Regions from separate parts of the Homo sapiens genome. Here region 1 is linked to region 2. A link is a loop called in an ENCODE intact Hi-C map of the cell type or tissue named here. Cell type or tissue: PC-3. All regions are shown on one strand. Each heading gives the region's core, and the rest is flanking DNA. Links, peaks and the distances in the headings are about the cores only.

What was found. Hi-C counts contacts between places; a loop is a spot of excess contacts. Peaks named below come from ENCODE experiments on the same cell type or tissue, not always from the same donor. Only the 100,000 strongest peaks of a DNase experiment are listed, where the experiment ranks them.
Region 1: it touches region 2 in a loop (6-fold over the local background); 72 of 110 quality-filtered maps call a loop at or near these places.

What each region holds. Positions count from the first base shown.
Region 1 is chr10:35,632,029-35,637,202 of GRCh38, forward strand. No RefSeq gene overlaps it. Among named protein-coding and RNA genes, the nearest start is that of MIR4683, 6.6 kb to the right of the region's middle. RefSeq lists an enhancer at 4,426-5,174. In PC-3, for the core only: CTCF peaks have their summits at 3,665 (motif pointing right) and 3,876; DNase peaks (open chromatin) are centred at 3,013, 3,723, 4,733 and 5,063; H3K4me3 peaks cover 1,457 bases; H3K27ac peaks cover 2,500 bases.
Region 2 is chr10:36,877,090-36,885,411 of GRCh38, forward strand. No RefSeq gene overlaps it. Among named protein-coding and RNA genes, the nearest start is that of ANKRD30A, 240 kb to the right of the region's middle. In PC-3, for the core only: a CTCF peak has its summit at 3,999; a DNase peak (open chromatin) is centred at 3,992.

The DNA.
Region 1 (5,174 bases), core at 2,675-5,174, 1.2 Mb before region 2:
GGTAGGAAGATAATATTTGAATATCTTTACTAACTAACACATCCACCTTATTGATTCCTCCTAACTTCACAGGTTGGGTTTAATTTCTAGTTTAATAGAATTATACCCTATGTGCACAATTCTTTGTTATTTCCTTATAGGTGAAAAAACAGTTATCAAAAACTGTGTACTGAGAAGTTCTTTCTTGGGGCCAGGTGAGGGCACTCCTGTCATCTCCCAAATACCTCTCAGGGTGACAAAAAGAAAAAAATAACTGCTTTTGTTTAGTCAAGTTAGATGACAATAGCTAGTTTGCTTAGCTAATTTCTATTTCTATATATCTATATAGATCTATATGTCTACAGATCTACAGATTTATATATCTATAAATACATCTACATATCCAGATCTGTATCTGCATATATTTCACTTTGGATGATAATACCACATTCAGTTACATTCACTGGTTTTCAACTCTGGCGGCACATGGGAATTGCCTGGGGAAGTTTTAGAAAACTTTGAATTCTCAGCTGGCACCCCCCAAAATTCTGATTCTGTTGGTTTGGGGTGCAACATGGGCATTGGTAATGATAAAAAAAAAACAAAAACATACCCCAAGTGCTTTTAACATGTAAGCATGGTAAGAACTACTGCTGGAGTGCTAGTTAATTAAAAATGGGCTTGTTAGGGGTGAAAATATTAGAAATTGGTTTTCTAATTTAAATCAGTGTATGATTCACCTGCATGATAAACATGGTGCTATAAAAGCATGCGTTTGTCCCCTGTGAAGAATGGCTGTGCCCCAGATTCGGAAAGCTATCCAACTTGGGTTGTTTCACTAACATTGATCCTAACTTTGCCTTTTGTCCTGGGGCAATTCCTTCCTTCCACCTTTCTCTGGCTACTGGCTGACCTTTTCAGCTGCCACCCATGCTCTTGGCCCCCTCCCGGGCACAGCCTGCAGCATGAGTCTGCTGGGCCAGTCAAGCTCTTCCTCAGGTTGCTCTGTCATTGCAGAGATTTCTGGGACGCTCTCTTGGGTTCCCTAAGCCCTTTTCTCTCCCTGATCCCTGCACTGGCCTTCACGGCACAGTGGTTCTGCTGTTTCTCCTTCTGCCTGGCCGAGGCCAGGCTCTCCCTGAAAGGCCCTCAGGCCTCTGCCAGCCAGGGCCAACACGTTCCACATTTGGCCCCTCTCCCCATGTGAACTCAATCAGTAACAGAAGCCCATCTGACTAATAGAGGATTAGTCCTCTCTCACACTGCTATAAAGATACTCCCTGAGACAGGGTCATTGACAAAGGAAAGAGGAGTAATTGGCTCACAGCTCCGCGTGGCTGGGGAAGCCTCAGGAAACTTACAATCATGGTGGAAGGTGAAGGGGAAGCAGACACATCTTACACAGTCACAGGAGAGCGAAAGAGAGAAAGAGGGAAGTGCCAGACACTTACCAAACAAGACCACTTGAAAACTCACTCACTATCGGAACATCAAGGGGGGGAATCCGTCCCCATAATCCAGTCACCCCCCACTAGGTTCCTCCCTTGACATGTGGGGATTACAATTCAAAACGAGATTAGGGTGGGGACACAGAACCAAACCATATTACTCCCAGTCACTGTGCCTTCTCACTAAGCTAGAACACAGACTCTTAAATGTGGAATTTATTGGAACACGGTGGCTGTAGAAGGCAAAAGGCAGGTGAGCTGGCCTAAGTTGGCCAGGATCCCAAGAGGCAAGCCTTTCCACAGTGCTCCTCTTGTCTCTGAAGGATGGGCGTTCACATTTCCTGTGTAGGCCACCACCAAACTGTGAGAGAACTCTGCTATGATTCTGTAACCAGGTAAACACAGCCCTGGTAAGTTGCTGTATCAGCTATGAATGCATTTTTTTTTTTTTTTTTGAGATAGACTCTTTCTCTATTGCTCATGCTGGAGTGCAGTAGCAGATTCATAGCTTACTGCAGGCTTGAACTCTTGGACTCAAGCGATCCTTCTGTCTCAGTCTCCCAAGGGACTACAGGCATGCATTACCACACCTGGCTTTTTATTTTTTTATAGCGATGGAGTCTCATTATATTACCCAAGCTGGTCTAGAACTCCTGGCCTCTAGTGATCCTCCTATCTCGGCCTCCCAAAGTGTTGGGATTACAGATGTGAGCCACCACACCCAGCCTGAATGCACCTTGTGGTGGCCTCAGAGGTCTACACAGAAGAGTGGGACTGCTGGAAAAGATCTACAGAGACAGGAGTGACAAGTAGGCTTAGTGGCTTCTAGGCCCAGCTGTGCTCCTGACTGTGTGATGTTCAGTAAGCACAGTTGTTTTGGGCTTGTTTTCTAACCAGTGAAATGTGGGATGGTGTGCTAGAACTTCCTACCCTTCGGTGTGCCTGTGAAGCTTGGGGATCTTGTTAAAATGCAGTTTCTGATTCAGTAAGAGAGATCTGAGATTCCACATTTCCCTAATGCCACAGGTTCTTGCCCCTGCTCCTTGTTCATGGGCAGCAAGATTCTTGCCCCTGAGGCCTCTGAACTCTGTAAGTCCTCCAAGATCTTATGTGGTCCTTGGTCACAGTCTCCTCCTTCCCTCCTATCCCCACTAGACATTCCAGTCCTCAGAAACCTCATTTCTCTGCTCATCCCTTTTTTTTTTTGGCAAAGTCTTGCTCTGTCATCCAGGCTGGAGTGCAGTGGTGTGATCTCAGCTCACTGTAGCCTCCGCCTCCTGGATCAAGCGATTCACCTGCCTCAGCCTCCTGAGTAGCTGGGATTACAGGTGCCAGCCACCACATCCAGCTAATTTTTGTATTTTTAGTAGAGACAGAGTTTCACCATGTTGGCCATGCTGGTCTCAAACTCCTGACCTCAGGTGATCCGCCTGCCTCGTCCTCCCAAAGTGGTGGGACTACAGGCGTGAGCCACCGGTCCTGGTCCTGCTCATCCTTCTTTAAGATCCTGTTCTTCCTACATCTCAGTGCTGTGTCATCTTCCTTCCCGAGGGCTCCAGCATTCCAACGCAGATGCTCACCGACCTTGTTTTCCAGCGAAGTTTCTACTCCTTGGTGTGTTTCCATGAACACCTGGCTAGGTAAAACGAGATGGCCTGCGTCTTGCTCACCCTAACAGCACTCACGTGCAGTACTGACGGACATCCCCTGGACTCAGAGTTGACCTCTACATGAGAAATTGTAAAGCGGCACATTTAATTAAGCAAGCCAACCACATCCCACCTCAAAATACTCTTTATTATTCATCCTTTCTTCCATGAAAGCTTTGATATGGTGGATCTTTGGTGAGCATCCCATTCTTTAAATAAAAGTAACTCAGAAGCTAATTTAAAGAAGATATGCTCTTGGAATTTAACGCAGCTCTTGGAATTTAACGCAGCTTAATTACATTTTTAGCATAATGGTCATATGGAGGACTTAATGCAATTGAAGTTAATAAAAGTATTATCACTGTGCGGGAATGTCTTGCGGGTCCTTAAACTTCAGTGTGCACTGATGCAATTTTGGAGCGCTTCAGAGAAAGGATTCAGAATTATGAATACAAAATGTTTGCAGGTCCTCTGGGCGGAGGCTGTGCCTGTGCCTAGGCTAGCTCTCCATGTGCTATTTTTGAATGAATGAATTGAATGAAGGAACCTCCCTAACTTCCTGGTTCTGGGACCCCGTACTACCACCAGATGGCAGTATAGTATCAAATGTGGAAAGCGGATAGACACTTGCACTGATTTGCTTTTTATGTCTCAACAGAACGTTTGCACCTACACTTTAAATTGCATCCCGTGCTCTGCAACTGCTCCTGGTTTTCTTTTGGCAAGACAATCTCACTCTCTTTGCCCAAACTCTGAAGTATTACAGGCACCAGCAATGCGGTCAGTGCAGGTTAAGAAACTGTAATGTGCCATGGTTTACTCCTTAAACTTTCTTATCAACTTTTTTCCCTTCTGTTTCATGGTACTTTCAAATTGCATTTATTATAAAGCAAATAGAAAGTGTTTCACATAACTTCTCCCACAAGCAATTTTAATGAGCTTTGGCTTTAGTAATGGTTTTAATCATGTTAGACTTGATCTTCTAGCCACACAGCAACCACATCAACCCCTCTCCCAATTTGACAAGATTTTGAAAAACTAACACTTGTTTTATGTAATTAAAGACACACCTGTATAGCACACAGAGGTGTTCATTTGTCTAATGCAATTGGCCAGATAGAGACTCGTTTCTTTCTTCCACCCTAAAATCAATTTTGGGGTTTTGTTCCCTTAGTAGATACCATCTGAGTACTGGCAAATATGCAACTCAAGTTTTAGCTTTAAAGGCAAAGAACCAGCACTTATGTCTTAATACCATCTCTAAAATCAGTCTCTAGTGATGACAGATGCAGGTCTTTTTATTGAGAACTGTCCTCAGAATTTAAATTGGGTTTTTTGTCAAATAAGTTCGCTTAAACACACATACATCTTGAGTTATCGAATATAGCATTTTATAATGATATATTGAAGAATAAGGTAAAAAGCTTCAAAGCTGGACATTTTCCCACTGTGCTATATAGTTGAAAATGCGTCAATAATGACAATACTGCTACATGAGAAAGCCAACATGCTAACTTGTGTCTTGTAGCTTTCTCTCCATCCTTCATATGTGGTAAAGACTCTGGGATCTGCTCTCAAAATTCTACTTTATAACTGAATATAAAAAGTTTATGGCTGGCATATGTATACTATACATGAGTCAACACGTGGGTTAGATGTAGGCCACTGATAGGTACCTAAGTTACAAAATAATTCTTTAATGAGTAAAACTACTGGAGAGGTGAACACTTTTACAGTGTCTCTGGCTTTAAAAAATAAGATTGGCATGATAGCTAAAGCAGGGGTTCTAATTGCATAACTTAATTAACACCGAGACTTACTCTGAAAAGGATCTGCAAAATGTTACTACTATGGAGATCCTATGCGAAGCCTCTTACATGAGAAAGATCGGCCAAGAAAGTAGCGTCCACTCTATTAAAATTTTTTTTAGCCACTAAAGATTCCTATTAGGTAAAGTAAGGAGAACAAACATTTTAGCAGGATGTGCAGAACAAAGCCCCTCCCATCCCACAATGATTGATGCCCCATCATTAGCAGGGTAGCTGCCCATTTCTTATCTTGATTGACAGGTTAATAAGGGACCTGGGGCTATCTTTTC
Region 2 (8,322 bases), core at 2,719-5,218:
AATAAACATCTTAACTGTTCTCTCTGGTGGTTTGAGAATGTCTAACACAGAAATGTCCAGTCCTTAAAAGTAATTTCTAAGTTTCTGCTCTACCTTGGTATTTAAGAGCACAAATCACCTATTGGATCTAACTAGTTCTGTGACCCTTATCAATTTAGTTAGTAACTTTTTCACTCATTTGCCTTGTCTGTCAAGTGGGGATAATAATGATACCTATGTGATAACGTTTTAACATAAGTAAATGAATATATGAATGTAACATGTTTACCACTTTCCTGGTACAAAATATACACCAATAAGAAAATATATGATTATGCTGGCTGTAGTGGTGGGAGTAGTGGTGATAATGCTCTCTAACACAGAAGATTCCTTAGTATGTTTTGATTTAGAAATGCACAATAATTTAGTGTATAATTCCCAAAATTTAATTACAAAAGTGCAATTGTTTTGATGATATGGTTTTCCTCACATAATCAAATCATGCATACCTCCTCATTTATTAAAGAAATTAATGTTCAACAATATAAGCGTTTCTCTTAAAGGCTGTATACAAAGAAGCTATTTCTGTCAGAAACTATGAGAATTTCCCATTACCAACGTGGAGATGGAGTCAATGACAAAATACTGGGGCTAGTTAGAAGAGGGATAAAAGGTTTCTGTCTACCCAACGGCATACTCCCTACCTCAGACCTGCGCCTTCACTATTCAGAAGAAGCTGTCCCGGTGACTCCCGCCTACCCATGTCTATTTGTCTGTTTCTTTCCCTGCATTCCTTCACAGTCCATTAGTGAAACATTGTCCTCATTTATGTGGAAACCTACTTATTCATTATTGCAAAACCATCGGGGATAGAAGTAGATTAGCAAGGTGTCCTAAAATATTGACTTTTGAATACTAAAGTCAAAAGGAATGGGTAAGAAAGAACTTAAGAGAGTCATGCTCCTTGGGAATTGGTTATGCTTTTTTCCTCTGTTTTTCAAAAATTTATGTTAGTGTATGCATCAAATAATTTATGACTAAACTCTCTTACATATATTCATATAACTAGGAAAGAGCATCATACATATTTTTATCTCTTTCAGAACTTTATAAAACAAATGGCAATCACTAGAATATGGCTAGAGACTGTGACAATCATTCCACTCTTCAGTTTAAGGTCTGAAGTGAAAATTGAAACAGCAATCAGGTGAACGGTAACTGGGGCCAAGGAGAATTTATCCATGCAGTGTTATTAGCAAAACGCCTGGTCTAATTTATTTAAAAGATGAGGAACAGAATAAAATTAATTAAAACAACACAATCTAAAACAACTTTTGAACGTTTAAAAACACCCTACAGCATTAATGGAAAGGAATAATTCAGAAGAAAAACATGTTTTTAGTATAAAATAAACAGGAAAATATCAGTCCAAGAAATATAATTAAATTTCAAAAAGCATGAGCTTTTTATTTAAAAAAAATCAAGAAAACACTGACTCTGTTGACAAGAGGGATGAAAAATATGAGAAGCCAATGGAAAGAGCTACAAAGGGACCTGACTGATGGGTGTGCCCATGGAAAGAGAGGAGCCAGCTGACCCGCCTGTGGGCACTTGAACCAGAGCCTCTGGAAGTGTTGACTTAGAAGCTAGTCCCATGGAGGAAAGACTGGCACAGAGTAGGCTGTCAATCAATACTACTTAAATCTGTTAGGAAAGAGAACGGATGGTGCAGAAGTACACACAAAAATGAAAACGCTAAGGAAATGAAACAAACAAGACTCTAATTAAATGACTTGTTTATTGGAGTAGAAAGCAGAGTTCACATTGCAAAAATTGAATCAGTGATATTGGGACACGCGTAAATAAAAGTTTATCCATTTAATAGGTAAAAAGAACAGAGTTATGCCTTTTATATTATTAAAAGATATATACCGCACTCAAAAATAACTTTATGCATTAAATAGAAAAACAGTAAAATATATATAATTGACACTTAGAAATACAGGTAGAAGTTAAGAGACACCAATTCATGGGTGGAGACTTCCAAAATGCTTTCATAAAAACACTTAAATAAACTAAATACACCCACAGTTGAAAACATTTTCTAGTAATTAAAACTTATATATTCCAAAATTTAGTATTTTAATCATGAAAGTGTGTTTCACATACTCATGTGCACTCTAAACATTTTGTAAGTTAAAAATGTGACTTTTAAAACTTGAAAATATAATTTGTTACGCATCTTCAAACAGGAAGTTTTAAATGGACCAGCAGCACAATGTGACTTCGAGTCTCTCTCCTAATGCCTAAATGTAATGTTATGCTCTAAATTGTATCCTGGAACAGAAAATAGACAATAAATAAACTGAGGAATTCCGAACAAGTATGATCTTTAGATATCAATAGTTCATCAATACTGATTCATTAATTATATCAAATATACCATAGTAAGATATTAATAATAGAGAAAACTGGGTTTGGGGCTTTACAGGAACACCATACTATTTTCACACATTTTCTGTAAATCTAAAATGGTTCTGAAATTAAAATTCTATTTAAATCAATTGCAATATATAAAATTAATTAAATCTGAATTGTGGAAAATATCGCTTTTATTCAAATTTTCCTTGACAGCTTTTTAAAACAAAGCTTTTGTTTTCTATTTTTAGGTGAAACTGCACGCATTTTCAGTCAAACTGTTTATTTGTAACAATATGTGCAATAGTAAAAGCTTTATAACTTCCAGAGTCATAATAATGGAAAACAAAGCACACTGTTGGTTTTATTTTTGGAAAGTTATATGAAACATATAACCTCTTATTTAAGATTTATGATAACAATTCTATGGTATTCAGTAAGGGACTATAATTTACATAAAATATAAGTTGATTTTATCTCAATGATTGTGAAAAGATTAACAAATATCCAAGCTAAAGTAAGAATCCATATCTAGATTAGAAAGAAATATAAACTATATAATTATTTACTCTAAAAATATTATATACAATTATATGATTAGAGTTTTAATAATAACAAAACAGTATCAAATATTTTACATATATTCTGTAATCTGCCCTGAACAAAATTCCTTAACTTAACCTTTTTGAGAGGAGCTACCTATGAAGTCTAAAAAAGTTTAATTCAAATTTGTTTTAATATCAGCAACTCTTCAACCTTTTCCTGACTCTGCCAAGAAATTTACCTTCCTAATCTCTCTTACTATGTAAATTTCTCTCTGTGTGTGTATGAGTGTGTATTAGAGAGAGAGAGAGAGAGACTAAGACAGAAAGGGAGAAATGTATAGGAAAATGAGATAGGAAGGGTTATAATAACAGCTTTCCTTTTCTCCCTCCTGAAGTCCCCATTTTCGTTTCTGAGAGCTGATCTGGGATAGGATGGGCTAAAGGAACAGAGAAAACCAGAGTGCCAGAAAGAGCTAGAAGGGGAAGTGGGGGCCTGAAGATCAAATACTAAAGAAGGAGCTAACAGATGGCAAGGAAAGTGGTCAGCATGGCATGCAGGCAGATGGGGTCCTAGTTAGTGAAGACCCACAGGGTGGAGGGTAATCCCATGCAAGGGTCAAGTGTAATTCAGTGACAATATAGGCAACATGGGAGACCTAACACAGTGAACCAGCGATTGGCAGGTTTGTAAGGACGGTGTTCAGACTGCAGTTTTGTTTTGTTTTGTTTTGTTTTTTTTAAAGATTAAGTGATCCTGAAATTGGCATTCCATGTCATTTTAAAAGATAAATGGTAAAGCAAATGTTTTATTCACATGTCTTTATTTCTCCCCTCCCCACTTTTCCCTCCACTCTTCTTTTTTTTAATGTGGAAGTTTAAAATCCCATCTCACATTTATTTATTTATTTATTAAGTATAAATAATGGGAAAACTTCACTTGGATAGGGAACACGTAGATTTGTAGATTATATATTATTTTATTATTAATTATATATTAGTAGATTAGTAGATTTGCGTCATTATTTAGCCTTTACTGCCGCTTAGTGGTAAGGAAGAGCTATAAGTTGACTGAGAGAGGATCAACTGAGCAAGTCAGCGAACAATAGCAATGCATCTGAGATGTATTGAGAGTATTACTTGTAATTACTTTTTATATTTTGTAGGCAAAGAGCTCTTACTGCTTTACATGTAAGGTTTATTGAATATACTCTCCACGACAAAGTTTTATGTTGTAAGCATTGTATGACTTTTAGTATTACCTGAAATGTAATGAAGTTTGGGCTAGTGATGTTGTTGGTTGTTTTTGTATTCTGATTACAGAACTGCATTTTGAGAGGCTGAATATAAACTAAATGCATCCTTAGCGGCTGGCCTAGAAACTTACTTCCCCTGAGTGAAGCTGCACATTGGGAACTGTGGGTGGTAGAACATGTTTATTAAAACACTTTATTCTCTTATTTTATTATTATATTATGCCTTAATTACGGTAATTTATTAGTATGTCATATTTCCCTTAAGCTTCCTAATGTCAATACAATTTATTATCATTTTGTATGTTTCTTTTTTATTTGCTTTTTTTTTTTTTTTTGAGAATGAATCTCCTTCTGTCACCAGGCTGGAGTGCAGTGGAGCGATCTCAGAGCACTGCAATCTCCGCCTCCTGGGTTCAAGTGATTCCCCTGCCTCAGCCTTCAGAGTAGCTGGGACTACAGGCACCCACTACTACACCCGGCTAATCTTTTGTATTTTAGTAGAGATGGGGTTTCACCATGTTGGCCAGGATGGTCTCGATCACCTGATCTCATGATCTGCCTGCCTCGGCCTCCCAAAGTGCTGGGATTACAGGTGTGAGCCACTGCGCCCAACCCATTTTGTATGTTTCTTAACGTCTTGTCCAGAATTGCTGCTCAATAAATGTTTGCTCAGTTAATCTTATTGAATAAGGCAAAACAATGTCATTTTCACTATTAATTAAGACTGGCTCTGCATTAGCAGAGCAGGGACTCTGAAGTATTTGTCTCAAAAGCACCTTTTTCCCAAAAGCATTAGGCAACTTTAGAACTAGAGATTACGGAAAAGTTATTAGAGTGAAATACCCAAAAGCATTAGGCAAACTTTAGAACTAGAGATTACGGAAAAGGTATTGGAGTGAAGTCATTGAATGACCTTTGCTTTACTCATACGTTCTCTAACCAAATGGATACAGATCAGAGAGTCTTAGCGTTATAACGGGCCATAGACATTGCCTGAACCAATAGTTAAACCAGAAAAAAATATTCCAAGGAACACTTGAAGGTGTATTGAACTGTTAAAAACCTAAAAGTTAAGAGAACTAAGAATCCAAACGGTGATTGCTTAAAACAACAACAAAATGCTAGCAGAGCACCGTGGCTCAGCCCTGTAATCCCAGCAGTTTGGGAGCCTGAGGCAGGAGGGTTGTTTTAGGCCAGGAGTTCCAGACCAGCCTGGGCAACATGTAAGACCCTGTTGCTACAAAAAATAAATACGTAAATAGTCAGATGTGGTGGCGTGTCCTTGCAGTCTCAGCTACTTGGGAGGATTGCTTGAGCCCAGGAGTTTGAGGCTGCAATGAGCTATGATCGTACCACTGCACTTCTGCCTGGGTAACACAGTAAGACCCTGTCTCGAAAAAATAAAAAAAAGCCACCTCACAAAAGAATACTACTAACCACTACTGCAAAGAACATATACTTTTAACAAAAGTAGCTTCATGTGGTTTGTGTGCATTCTCAAATACTTAAAAGTGATCCATACTTTATACGTGGTTCTAAATGCTTCTGTAAGATCTCAGATTTATTTGAGTTTGAACCTTTAATGTATGGCTTAAGCAAGTGGGTGAAGGAACTCTGAACCCTGCCTGCTTTCTCTCAGCTCTGCCTCACTGAAGATGGGAACGCAGCCCTCCTCAGAGGCAACTGGGACACCTGGCTGCAGTGCCCACGTGACATTCCTGTGGAGAAAAGCACTTTAGGGCCAGTCTCCAGATGCCCTCTCATGGGTCTTCTGATTTCACATGAAGCCTGGGAGAAAACAAAGCAAAAAAATGTGAGAAGAACTACACTGCCCTTCCCAAATAGAAACCTGTTGTGCAGAGGCACATGCAACTGAGGACAGAGCTCAGCATTTTAAATTAAATTTGCATATAGTTTCTGTGACCTCATTTGACAGACTGTTTTTGAGCTCCCTGTTGCCAATGTGTCCATTTTCCTGTTCATTTAAACCTAAAGGAATACTCACATCAGCCGCAACAGGTGACTTTGTTGTACTGGTGCTCCTGTATCCTCTTACGGCTGTCACAATGACACTGATATCACACAGTGACATGAACCTAGATGTACGGTACATGCAGAAGAAGAATGTGCCATGGTTAGCCCAGCAGTCATTAAATGAGCTAAAATTGTGATAAGAGAAAAAGAAACAAGTGTCATACACTACATTCAAGGTACCCAGAAGTGAAAATGGAGTAAATAATCTTGACCGATTCACGACGGCAAAGCCACATTGCCTATGTCATTCATGATTCTTCTCTATAATCTGTGTTTATGGAGTAGATCTATGTACAGCCTCTATTACACAGAATAAGGTTCAACTGAATGTGACAGAAAATCCCCCAAATAACAGTTCCTTAGACAAGTGAGCATACTTTTTGCTCATGTAAAATCAGACAGAGGCTCGGTCATCCAGGTTTGGCGTGGCAGCTCTGCTTCATGAGCCATAAGAACTCTGCGCTCCCCAGCTTTGCCCAGGACACAGCTCCCTTACTCAGAGTCACATATGGCTGCTGGAGCTCCAGGAAACACAACTCCATCCCAAGCTGCAATCATGAAAAAGGAGGAAAAAACAAAACAAAACAAAAAACAAAAAACAAAAAAAACAAAATAACTCCTCCAGTAAGGAAAATCCCTGGAAGTCACAGACAATTCTGCCTCTATCTCACTTTCCCAACTTTAGTTCCATGGCCACACTGTGCCACAAGGGAGGCTAAGAAGTGTAGTATTTACATGGATGATGATGTTATCAACTGAATATGTGGGGCTCTAGTAACTAACAAAAAATGAGAGAATAAATATCGGGAAGAAACTAGGATTTTTAGACACACAGAACACTCATTCTATAATAGTAGTGATTCCTTTTTAAGAAACTATTTTACATTAACAAGAAAAGACTTGTGAAATCCAACAGAACACTGAGAAGCATATGAATGTAATTCAAAGTAGGAAAAACTTTAATAGATTAAAAATATGTGAAGGGAAACTCAGAAAAATTAGGGATCAGATAAATGACACAAAAGAGCACTTTAGGCCAGGCGCGATGGCTCAAGCCTGTAATCCCAGGACTTTGGGAGGCCAAGGCGGGTGGACCACCTGAAGTCAGGAGTTCAAGACCAGCCTGGCCAAAATGGTGAAACCCCATCTCTACTAAAAATACAAAAAGTTACCTTGACCTGATGGTGGGCAACTGTAATCCCAGCTACTCGGGAGGCTGAGGCAGGAGAATCACTTGAACCCAGGAAGCAGAGGTTGCAGTGAGCAGAGATTGCACCATTGTACTCCATCCTGGGCAACAAAAGTGAAACTCCATCTCAAAAAAAAAAAGGGCGCTTTATATCAATTTATTAATTTTAGAAATTTGCATTATGCCAAATTTAGTGGAAATGTATGTGGACATGTTCATGCTTTATCTCAAGGATGCAGACACAGTTGGTGATTTTCTTCATATTTAGTGAAAATAATTATGTATATACTTTAAGTCCCGATCATCACATCCTGGGCATATTCCCCTGACAAGAAGCCATAGAAGACATTTTCAAAGATCTTATTTGCAACATTTACTGTTCTGCAACATACACTAAATTTAGATGACCTTTACTTGGAGATTTTATGCATGAGACATGGATGTGTTTATTGTATACATTTATATTTATATACATATATATTTCTGTATCTATATCATATACACACAATTGCATACACACAATTTTACACACAATTTCATATAAATGTATTTGCAGGTTGGCAAGAGGGCCCAATGATCCCTAGTATAAGTGTATTTGCACCTGTTTTTTGTTTGTGTGTGCTTATTTTCCAGCTGTGTTTATTTTATACATTTACATTTATAGATGTGTATATTTTTCTCTATATATTATAGTGATTACACACAATTTCATCATTATGTAAGATAGCTATATTAACTATATGTTTTATAGGAAATAGATATTTGTGCACATATATGCATACATACATACAAATAAAGCACTATTAGTAGGCCTCAAAAACAGTGCTGTATGAATACAGTGACCATATTCTAAGAAGTGGATGGCTGTCTATAAATAATGACTTATGCATGCTATTTCTCCCAC